2 separate regions of the Homo sapiens genome follow, and region 2 is linked to region 1. A link is an interaction called in ENCODE POLR2A ChIA-PET data of the cell type or tissue named here. Cell type or tissue: PC-9. All regions are shown on one strand. Links, peaks and the distances in the headings refer to the core of each region. The heading gives the core; the rest is flanking DNA. Region 1 has its middle 52 kb from the start of TRIM2. Region 2 overlaps MND1 (meiotic nuclear divisions 1).

Evidence for each region. Peaks named below come from ENCODE experiments on the same cell type or tissue, not always from the same donor. Only the 100,000 strongest peaks of a DNase experiment are listed, where the experiment ranks them.
Region 2: POLR2A ChIA-PET joins it to region 1 with 5 read pairs; 3 of 35 experiments call an interaction of 5 or more read pairs at or near these places.

The regions. Positions count from the first base shown.
Region 1 is chr4:153,149,747-153,155,128 of GRCh38, forward strand. It overlaps a transcript of TRIM2 not described here. Among named protein-coding and RNA genes, the nearest start is that of TRIM2, 52 kb to the right of the region's middle. RefSeq lists a silencer at 3,618-3,707. In PC-9, for the core only: no CTCF peak of the experiment used is centred there; DNase peaks (open chromatin) are centred at 2,495 and 4,445; H3K4me3 peaks cover 2,092 bases.
Region 2 is chr4:153,366,040-153,371,421 of GRCh38, forward strand. The region is part of intron 4 of MND1 (meiotic nuclear divisions 1); the gene reads left to right. Among named protein-coding and RNA genes, the nearest start is that of MND1, 24 kb to the left of the region's middle. In PC-9, for the core only: no CTCF peak of the experiment used is centred there; no DNase peak of the experiment used is centred there.

The sequences.
Region 1 (5,382 bases), core at 189-5,188:
GAAAAAAGAAAAAGATGAAAGGAAAAAGAAAAAAAATTGGCAAGTATAAAGCCAAGAATTCCCTCAAATCATCATAGTCGTAAGTATACACACATATAATTTTGAAAAAGATTGGAATCACAACTATCTACTGTTTTGAATCTCACTTAATATTATCAGTTAATATAATATTCTGAATATAATCGTCCTGCTCTTAATTATCCTTTAGAAAGACATTTTTCAATGACTGCATTCTTAGTATCTTTTAACTGACTTCTACAATGTTCATTGTTAATTTTTGTTAAAAGTGAAGATGATCTGTTTAGAATTTTCTGTTTTCTCAAACATGAAATGTATTAGGAGATGCCTATGTAGGGATGTCTATTCTATTGCTGGGTATACATATTTCTGCTTTAGGGATCTCCATTTGCAAATAAACATGTGTGTCACATGTTTACAAAATTTGTGCTTCAAAGCAGATTCAGGATACAGCATGTGAATTTTCAAAACAGAAATTAGGCTAGGCACAGGCTCACACCTGTAATCTCAGCATTTTGGGAGGCTGAGATGGGTGGATCACTTGAGGTCAGGAGTTCGAGACAGGCCTGGCCAACATGGTGAAACTCCGACTCTTCTAAAAATACAAAAATTAGCTGGGCTTGGTGGTGAGCACCAGCTACTTGAGAAGCTGAGGCAGGAGAATGGCTTGAACCTGGGAGGCAGAGGTTGCAGTGAGCCAGAATCACACCTCTGCACTCCAGCCTGGGTGACAGAGTGAGACTCCATCTCAAAATAATAAATAAATAAACAAAATTTAAAAACAGAAATTAGATGATTTTTCTCTTTCTTTTTTTTTGAGTTGGAGTCTCGCTCTTGTCGCCAGGCTGGAGTGCAGTGGTGCGATCTTGTCTTACTGCAATCTCTGCCTCCCAGATTCAAGCGATTCCCTTGCCTCAGCCTCCCGAGTAGCTGGGACTACATGCGCATACCACCACACCTGGCTAATTTTTTTTTTTGTATTGTAGTAGAGACAGGGTTTCACCATGTTGGCCAGTATGGTCTTGATCTCCTGACCTCATGATCCGCCCGCCTCAGCCTCCCAAAGTGCTGGGATTACACGCATGATTTTTCTTAACAAAAAGGTTTTTTTGCTTTATGAAGAAATTTTCTTGTGTGTTTTATTTTGCATAAACCGTTTCCCTAGAATATGGAAATATCACTTGCTTTGTGAAAATTGGATGCATGTGAAACTTTTCAGAAATGAATTTATGACTTTTTAAAGGATGCATTTGTATGTACATATTTCAGTCTCAACCCAGAGATTAATATAATCATATTACCATAATGTGTATAGTAAAATCTCATTAATTCAAACATGCCACTGATCTTTAACTTTTAATAGCTCAAATACGGAATACATAATTGATCATAGGATAAACCAGTACGGGGCATGTGTAATTTTTTTTATATACAATCTTCTTATGCCTTAGATGCAAGCTCATTAACTTGTTTCATTTTACCTTTTAGCGCCTATTTGTGGTGTGATTAGTATGATATGTCTGTAACCAAAAGTAACAAGATAGAGGTCAGGCAGTGGCTCACACCTGTAATAGCTGTACTTGAGAAGGTCAAGGTGGGCGGATCACTTGAGGCCAGGAGCTCAAGACCAGCCTGGCCAACATGGTGAAACCCTATCGCTACTAAAAATACAAAAATTAGCCTGGCTTGGTGGCTCACGCCTGTATTCCCAGCTATTCGGGAAGCTGAGACTCGAGAATCACCTGAACCCAGGAGGCGGAGGTTGCAGTGAGCAAAGATGGCACCACTGCACTCCAGCCTGGGCAATAGAGTGAAGCTGTGTCTCAACAAACAAACAAACAACAACAAAACCAAAACAAAAGGAACCAGGTGGCATGTGAACATTTAAATGTTTAATAAATATGCATAGTCTCATCTACACTTCCTCTTTTCTCCATAGAAACCGACTGAAATCATGAGTGAAATTTCATAAGCATCATGGCCTGATGATGCAAGACTGTATTTGAAACAATTCTTGAATTTCTGTGCACGAGATCATCTATAGCCAAATATTATTCCCATGAAGTCTCACCTCTGTTTCATACATCTTTATGGGCTTCTCCTCACTCCTACCTGGAGCCAGCTAGTGCTCTGTCAGTGCAAAATAACTGTTTAAATAGTATCTTAAGGAAAATAAATAGAGAAAAGGAAATAAGCCGAAGGGAATGATGGAATTCATTCTAAAGCCAGGTATTAACTCACTGGTAGGGAAGGGCGAGCGACGCAGTCCCTCGCCTGCGATAGCCACTGACCCCACTCAGGCTCGCGCGGCCCCTCTTCCATTCCCCCAAATCACTGCCGTCTTATTCCTGCCCAACCACCCTCGTCAATCTCTTTGAATCTGTGATTTAAAACAGGCATTCATGGACATTCTTCTTAGAAGGCCTAGTGCTAAGTCGCAGTTGTCAAGGGAACCGCGTGTCTGGAGGGAGAACAGGCTCTCCGGAGTTTCCCGGGAAACCACCCCCCGCAGAGGCAGGTGCGGCTGGCTGGGCCTCGCGGGGAAGGGCTCTCTGGGCGGAGTCGGGGCACTCGGGGCCTGGGGCGTGGTCGCCGGGCTGCCGTGCGCTCGGGATCAGTCTTTTTATACATATATATATGTGTGTATATATATATATATATATATACACACATATATATATGTTATAAAATTCTAACTTCGGTGGAGTACTTTACTTTGATATTCCACTTGCAAAACAGAACCACTGATTCCTTCCTGCTTGACAAGATTGAGTCGCTATCAAGGAGCTGCCCGTGCTTTGGAAATGGTCCAAATCGACGAGGAACTGCCAAGGAGCCCCCTCAGACAGTAAGGTTCTGTTGGCCAGGGTCCTGGGGACAGACACGAGTGTTGGTGCGCGCGACTGAAACGGGAGCAGAGCAGTTGAATGAGCTTCTTACGCTTTGCATGGTGCGCAGAATATCCCACCGATACCCAGAAATCCAGTAGAAATAGGGACGAGTGTTGCTGCGAAAGAGCCTTTTGCATTTGAAATGCATGTTAGGTTAACTGGAAAGGCGCCTGCCTCTTGTTTTGTTTCAGAAATACTGTTGGGAAAAGGATCCGATTTCTGCTCGGAGTGAAGGAAGTGGTCTCTGGAGAATTCCTAGGTCAAGGCTGGCATTTGCACCTTTTCATGGTCTTTCCCTGCACAGTCACTTCAGCGGCGGCGTCGCTGGGGCTGAGGCCGGGTGACTGCGGCTAGGCATGCGGATTTAGTTCCCCGCCTGTCATCTTTGTGGCTCCTTGTGGGGGAGGGGCGGGCGGTCTGACACAGTTATTAAACCTGGCAGCTGCGCTGGCGGCACTGAGGAGCATTTTGAGTGAGCTTGCAGAAAATGAGGGGCTTTCAGCTGGTCGCCTGCTTGTCACCTCTCGCTGCCTGAAAGGCAGCTCTCAGAGCCCTTTCCTGTCCTTCTAATTACAGCGGCGGGGGCAGTGCGCGCTTCGGGACGCAATTGGAAACGTGAGTATCTGTGTCCCCCGCGCTGCTGGCAGGCGGCTAGGCGCTTAAAGCTTCCAGACCGGTGGCGGGGACGGAAAGGCAGGGATAGGAGAGGCGGGCGCGCGTGCGGCGGGGCTGCGGGAGGGCCCCGAGACGCGCGTCGCCACGCCTCGTCTGGAGGTGGTGCGCGCTGGCGAGGAGGCGACAGCCCGGAAGGCTGCAGACGGGGGCGTTGAGTGCAGGGTTGCCAGCGCCGGGCTTGGAACCGCCCTATGCTTTGGGGATCCACACACAAAGGAAATAACCTTGGCCTAGGCAGCCAGGGCAGGCAGCCCCGTCCCGCCCCCGATCTTTCCGGCCCTTTTTGAAGATGGAGAGAAGGCGCGTTTTACGGTTGGCTCGAAACGAGATGAGGCCAGTGTTCCAGCCCGTGGGGACCTTTGTGCGCTGCGCAGTGGCGGCTGCGGCCGGTCCTGCAGGGACACGGGCGTGGCGGCGTCTCAGGGAGCGGCGCGCATCGCTGAGTCCGGGCCCCGGAGGGGGCGCGTCTGGGTTTCTTTGAGATCTCAGCGCCTTTGGGATTTCAGAGCCCTGCAGGCCTCAGTCTCTCGCCGCGCCCAGAACTCGTTTCTTCCTTCTCTTCGCACAAGGGGTTTAAGAGGGCAGACATGAAGTGAAAAGACCTCAATTCCCTCCTTTCTCCCCAAAATATGAGTGTGGGGGGTGTGGTTTTTTTTCCTTACTATAGATTGCTAAAAGGAATCTTGAAGTTCAACTCAGTTTTATATTTAATTCCAGACAAGGTTTTAATTTTACAGAGCTGGCATCATGCAAGGGTGTGTGTCTCTGTCGTTTACACATTTCTTAAAGAAACTCGGCCCTTCCCTAAAGGTTCCGAGGAGCGTTTCACAGAGTCACGTGGTTTCAGAACGTCCTGTTTAATGTTTCAAGTGCATTTCTGTGTTGATTTGGCTGAGGCCCAAATATGTGATACAGAGGCAGGCGGACCTGAAGTCTAACTACTGCAGTCTCTGAGGCTCAGGTTTCTTGATGTGGTGTCTGGCCTCCACGGTCAGGGGCTGATAGCCAATGGAAGACCTCACCTTCCCCAGAGGGGCTTACCAGAGCCAGGACCCTGTGTTGGGAGTGTGAGCAATGAACAGTGAACAACTACTTAAACTTTCCAGGTCTCCGTTTCCTCATCCATATAATGGGTGTAACAGGATAATATCAGATATCCATCAAAGTAATATCTAACTCCTAGCCTAAGAGATAGGCTACGATTTCTGCGTGTCTTCCATCTCCCACCAAGCAGCTTTTCTTTTAACCTGACATTGGAGGATTGGCTTAATGAGAGCAAGTAGAAAAGACAGAAAGACTACAAAGTGGAAAAATTAAAATATAATAATCCTCAGAAAAGTAGTAATCAGTATAGCTTAGAATTTGCCTAAAAATACACTAACCAATTGCTTGTACACACATGGTGTCCATATGGACACATATGGTCTCTTTAATTTTATTTATCAGGTTATGGCCCTGGGGAAAGATTGATGTCTGTCTGCCTCAAAAATAATGCTTGACATTTGGTGCTTAAATTTGCCCCAAATTGGCCAGGCACAGTGGCTCACGCCTGTATTCCCAGCACTTTGGGAGGCCGAGGCAGGCGGATTACCTGAGGTCAGGAGTTCAAGACCAGCCTGGCCAAAATGGTGAAACTCCGTCTCTACTGAAAATACAAAAAATAGCCAGGCGTAATGGTGGGCACCTGTAATCCCAGCTACTAGAGAGGCTGAGGCAGGGGAATTGTTTGAACCCAGGAGGCAGAGGTTGCAGTGAGCCGAGATCACACCATTGCACTCCAGCCTGGGCAACAGGGTGA
Region 2 (5,382 bases), core at 96-5,095, 220 kb after region 1:
GTTGCTCCTCCAGAGGCTCTCTGGGATAATCTTCCTTGCCTCTTTCAATTTCTGTGGGCTGCCAGCATTCTTTGACTTGTTGCTGCATCACTCTAATTTCTGCCTCTTGGTCACATTGCTTTCTGCTCTGCTGTATGTGTCAAATTTCCCTTTAATAAGGATACATGTGATTGCATTTAGGATCTGTCATAGTAATCCTTGAGATCAGTAATCTCATCTCAAGATCTTGAATCCCATCTGCAAAGTCTTTGCCACATAAGGTGCCATTCACAGGTTCCAAGGATTGGGACCTCCTATCTTTGGGGGACATTATTTAACCTACCACAGCAGTTGTGGATGAATTTTTTAAAAATTCAACTAAGATAGGGAAGACTGCAAGAGGAGCAGTTTCCTAAAGGAAAATCAGAAATTCAGCTTTGACCATGTTAAGTTTGAAGTGACTGTTAGACAAAGAAGTGGAAATATCAAGTAGACAATTAAATATATGAATCTGTAGTTCAGAGACAAGTCTTTATAATTTAACCAACGGCTTCACTAATCTCACTGCAGATGGGGGAGTCCTCACTGAACCCTGACTCTCAAGTTGTTCCACATTTTCTTTGAAGTTATATATTTAGAGTGTTATTGGTTACAAGTACTAGGACATTACTCACACTAGTGGGTTTGTTTTAAGGAACTAGAAATAGGAATGGGAAAACATGTAAGAATAATAACTGGTATTTATTGAGCACTTGTGCCTGGCAGTGAACCATGGTCCTAAATATATTATCTCATTTAATCCCCACAGTATTATGAGGTTAGTATTATATTTGTTTTATAGATGAAGAAACTGAGACACAGAGAGATTAAGAGCTTGTCCAAGGTCTCACAGTAAGTGTGGAATTGGGATTCCGTCTCAGGTATTTTGACTCCAGGGTCCTCATTCTTAATCACCGCTTCTCAAAACAGGTAGCCTGTCTTTCCATTCTCCCCTTCTTACTCTCCCCGCCTCTCCCCTTGGCTGCCAGAGTTGGGTGGAATGGAAGTCTCAAAAGAGCGGTGGCTGGGCAGATATTCTAAAAGTGCTCACCTTATCTCTCTTTTTTTTCAACAGCCTTGCTGAGATATAGTTTATATACCATATAATTCACCCATTTAAAGTGTATGATGTAATAGTTTTTAATATGTTCATTGATAGATGTACAGTCATCACTACAGTCAATTTTAGAACATTTTCATTACCTCAAACAGAAACGCTCTACTCTTTAGCTATTATTCTGAATCTTCTCAGCCCACTCCTCCCACACAGATCTAGGCAACCACTAATCTACTTTCTGTCACTGTAGATTTCCCTGTTCTGGACATTCTATATGAATGGAATCATATAATATGTAGTCTTTCATGACTGACTTCTTTCCCTTGTCATAGTATTTTCAAAGTTCATCTATGTTGTAGTATGTTTCAGTACTTCATTACTTTTTATGGCCAAATAATACTCTGTTGTACACATATACCACATCTAATTTATCCATTCACAAATACACCACATCTCATGTATCCATTCATCTGTTGATGGGCATGTGAGTTTTTTCCACTTTTTGACTATTCTGAATAATGCTGCTCTAAACTTTGATGTACAAGTTTTTGTGTGGACATATGTTTTCATTTCTCTTGGGTGTATACCTAGGAGTAGAACTTCTAGGTCATATGGTAACTCTGTGTTTAATTATGTGAAGAACTGCCAGACTGTTTGCCAGAGCAACTGCGCCATTTTATAGTTCTGATAACAGTGTGTTAGGGCACTCATTTCTCCACATCCTCCCAAAACCTATTTGAATTTTTGATTCTAGCCATCCTTGTGGGTATGAAGTGGTATCTCATTGTGGTTTTGGCTTCCATTTCTCTGATGACTGGTGATGTTGAGCATCTTTTCATGTGCTTCTTGGCCATTTGTATATCTTCCTTGAATAAATTTTTATTATATTCTTTGCCCATATCTCTTCTCTTAAACGTGATGCTGTATTTTTCTTTCCTGCTAGGAAACAACGTGCATATTCATCACTCAGCAAATTTTTAAAATCTTAGTTATGAATTTAGAAACTTTATACAAGGTAATTTACTTATGGGCCTTACTGAACTTCCCTGTCTTCATGTTTTTTTGTTCTTGCTTTTATCCTTTTTGAGAATTCCCTTTTCTCTCCTCTCTATTTAGCCAAATTCTAAACATCTCTCCTCTCAGAAACCTCCTCAAGCTCTCATTGCTTAAAATATTCTTACCCTTCTCTAACCTCCTGTAATATTTTTTATCACAAGTAAAATATATTGCTTTGGCATGTACTGCTGGTTGCCTAGCTAGTCAACATTGTCCTCCTCTTCTTCACTAACAAAACACTTTGTTAAAGGATAGTGTGTCTTACTAAAAAATACTCATCTTTCCAGACTCCCTGGCAACTAATGGTGGCAATGGGAAGCAGGTCTGATAAATGAGATGTAAGTAGAAGACTAGCTTTGACTTTCCTGGGAAAGTTTTCACTTTCCTGAAAAAGGCAAAGCTTCTTTCTCCTCTTTTCTGTGATATGCATTACTGAGATAAAAAGCATAAGGATGAAAGTTCTGTTCATTCATGTCCATATCACATTCTCAAAGAATGACAGAGCCTGGAAAAAAGATCTTGGGTCTCTGGTGGCATCATGAGATACTGTACTAGCCTTATTTAATCCAGTTTTAGTTAAATATTGTTATTTGTGGCCGAATGTGTATTCTAAATGAATACTACTGTTTTGTAGCCTTTAAAAAAAAAGTGTGATTTAGATTTTGTATTAGTTATCCATTGCTATGTAACAAAAATATGTACTCCAAAACAGGGTGACTTTAAGAAATACCAAAACAGGGTGACTTTAAGAAATAGACATTACTATCTCACAGTTCTTGTGACTCGTGAATCCCAGCATGGCTTAGTTGGGTACATCTGGCTCAAGGCCTTATGTGAGGTATAGTCAAACTGTTGGCCAGGGCCATATTCTCATCTGAAGGTTTATCTGGGAGAGGATCTGCTTCCAAATCCAATCATGTGGTTATTGGATTTAGTTCCTTGCAGGGTCTTGGGCTGCAGATCTCAGTTCTATGATGGCTTTTGGCCCAAGGCCTCCCTCAGCTCCTTACCACATGGTTTTCTCCGTAGTACAGCTCACAGTATGGCAGCTGGCTTCTCTCAAAGCAAGCTCATGTGTGAGAGTCCAAGACAGAAGCAGTAGTTTTTTTGTATCTTAATCTAGGAAACAACATCCCATCACCTCAGCCACATTTTATTCCCTAGAAACAAGTCATTAAATTTAGTTTACACTCAAGAGAGGAGATTACACATGAGCATAAATACAGGCATACCTCAGATATTGCAGGTTCAGTTCCATACCACCACAATAAAGGGAATAATGCAATAAAGTGAGGACAGAAACTTTTTGGTTTCTCAGTGCACCTAAAAGTTATATTTATACTATACTGTAATCTATTAAATATGTGATAACATGTTTTTAAAAACTAATGTACATTAATTTAAAAATACTTTATTGCTAAAAAATGCTGATGAGCATCTGAGCCTTCTGTGAGTTGTAATCTTTTTGCAGGTGGAGGGTATTGCCTTGATCTTGATGGCTGCTGACTGATCAGGGTGATGGTTGCTGAAGGGTAGATGGCTATAGTCGTTTTTTAAAAATAAGACAACCGTGAAGTTTGCTCCATTGATTGATTTCACAAAAGATTTCTCTGTAGCATGTGATGCTGTTTGATAGCATTTTACCCACAACAGAACTTTGAAAATTAGAGTCAGTCCTCTCAAACCCTGCCTCTACTTTGTCAATTAAGTTTCAGGAATATTCTAAATCCTTTGTTGCCATTTCAACAATGTTCACAGCGTCTGCATGAGGAATAGATTCCATCTCAAGAAACCACTTTCTTTGCTCATCTATAAGAAGCAATTCCTAGGACCAGGCTCGGTGGCTCAGTCCTGTAATCCCAGCACTTCGGGAGGCTGAGGCAGGCGGATCACTTGAGGATAGGAGTTCAAGACCAGCCTAGCCAACATCGTGAAACCCTGTCTCTACTTAAAATACAAAGATCAGCCGGACGTGGTGGCATACGCCTGGAATCCCAGCTACTCAGGAGGCTGAGACAGGAGAATCACTTGAACCTAGGAGGCGGAGGTTGCAGTGAGCTGAGATCACACCACTGCGCTCCAGCCTGGGTAACACAGCCGGACTCCATCTCAAAAAAAGAAGCAATTTCTCATCCATTTAAGTATTACCATAAGATTGCAGCAATTCAGTCACATCTTTATTCTCTGCTTCTCCTTCTCATTCTTATTCTTGCCATTTCCACCACATCAGTTACTTCTTCCACTGCAGTCTTGAACCCCTCAAAGTCATACATGGGGGCTGGAATCAACTTCTTCCAAATTATTATTAATGTTGATGTTTTGACCTCCTCCCCTTAATCACAAATGTTCTGTTTTGTTTTGTTTTTTGAGATGGAGTCTCACTCTGTCATCCAGGCTGGAGTGCAGTGGCGCGATCCTAGCTCACTGCAACCTCCGCCTCCCGGGTTCAGGTGATTCTCTGGTCTCAGCCTCCTGAGTAGCTGAGATTATGGGCAGGCACCATCACGCCTGGCTAACTTTTGTATTTTTAGTAGAGACAGGGTTTCACGATGTTGGCCAGGCTGGCCTTGAACTTTTGACTTAAGTGATCTGCCCACCTCAGCCTCCCAAAGTGCTGGGATTACAGGCGGGAGCCACCATGCCTGGCCACAGATATTCTTAATGGCATCTAGAATGGTGAATCCTTCCCAGAAGGTTTTCAATTTACTTTGCTCAGATCCGTCAGAGGAGTCACTGTGGCAGTTATAGCCTTACTGAAAGTTTTTCTTAAATAATAAAACTTGAAAGTTGAAATTACTCCTTGATCCACAGGCTGCAGAATGGATATTGTGTTATTAGGCATGAAAACGTTAATCTCCTTGTATATCTTCCTCAGAGTTCTTGGGTGACTAGGTACATTGTCATTGGGCAGTAATATTTTGAAAGAAATCTTTTTTCTGAGCAGCAAGTCTCAACGGTTGGCTTGAAATACCCAGTAAACCATGCTGTAAATCGATATGCTGTCATCTGAGCTTTGTTATTCCACTTATAGGGCACAGGCAGAGTAGATTTAGAATAATTCTTAAGGGCCCTAGGGTTTTCATTGAGCATTGGCTTCAACTAAAGTCACCAGCTGCATTAGCCTCTAATAAGAGTGTCAAGTGTCACCCTGGCCTTTGAAACTTTAAAGTCAGGCATGGACTTCTCCTCTCTAGCTATGAAAGTCCTAGATGGCATCTTTTTCCAACAGAAGGCTGTTTTGTCTACCCTGA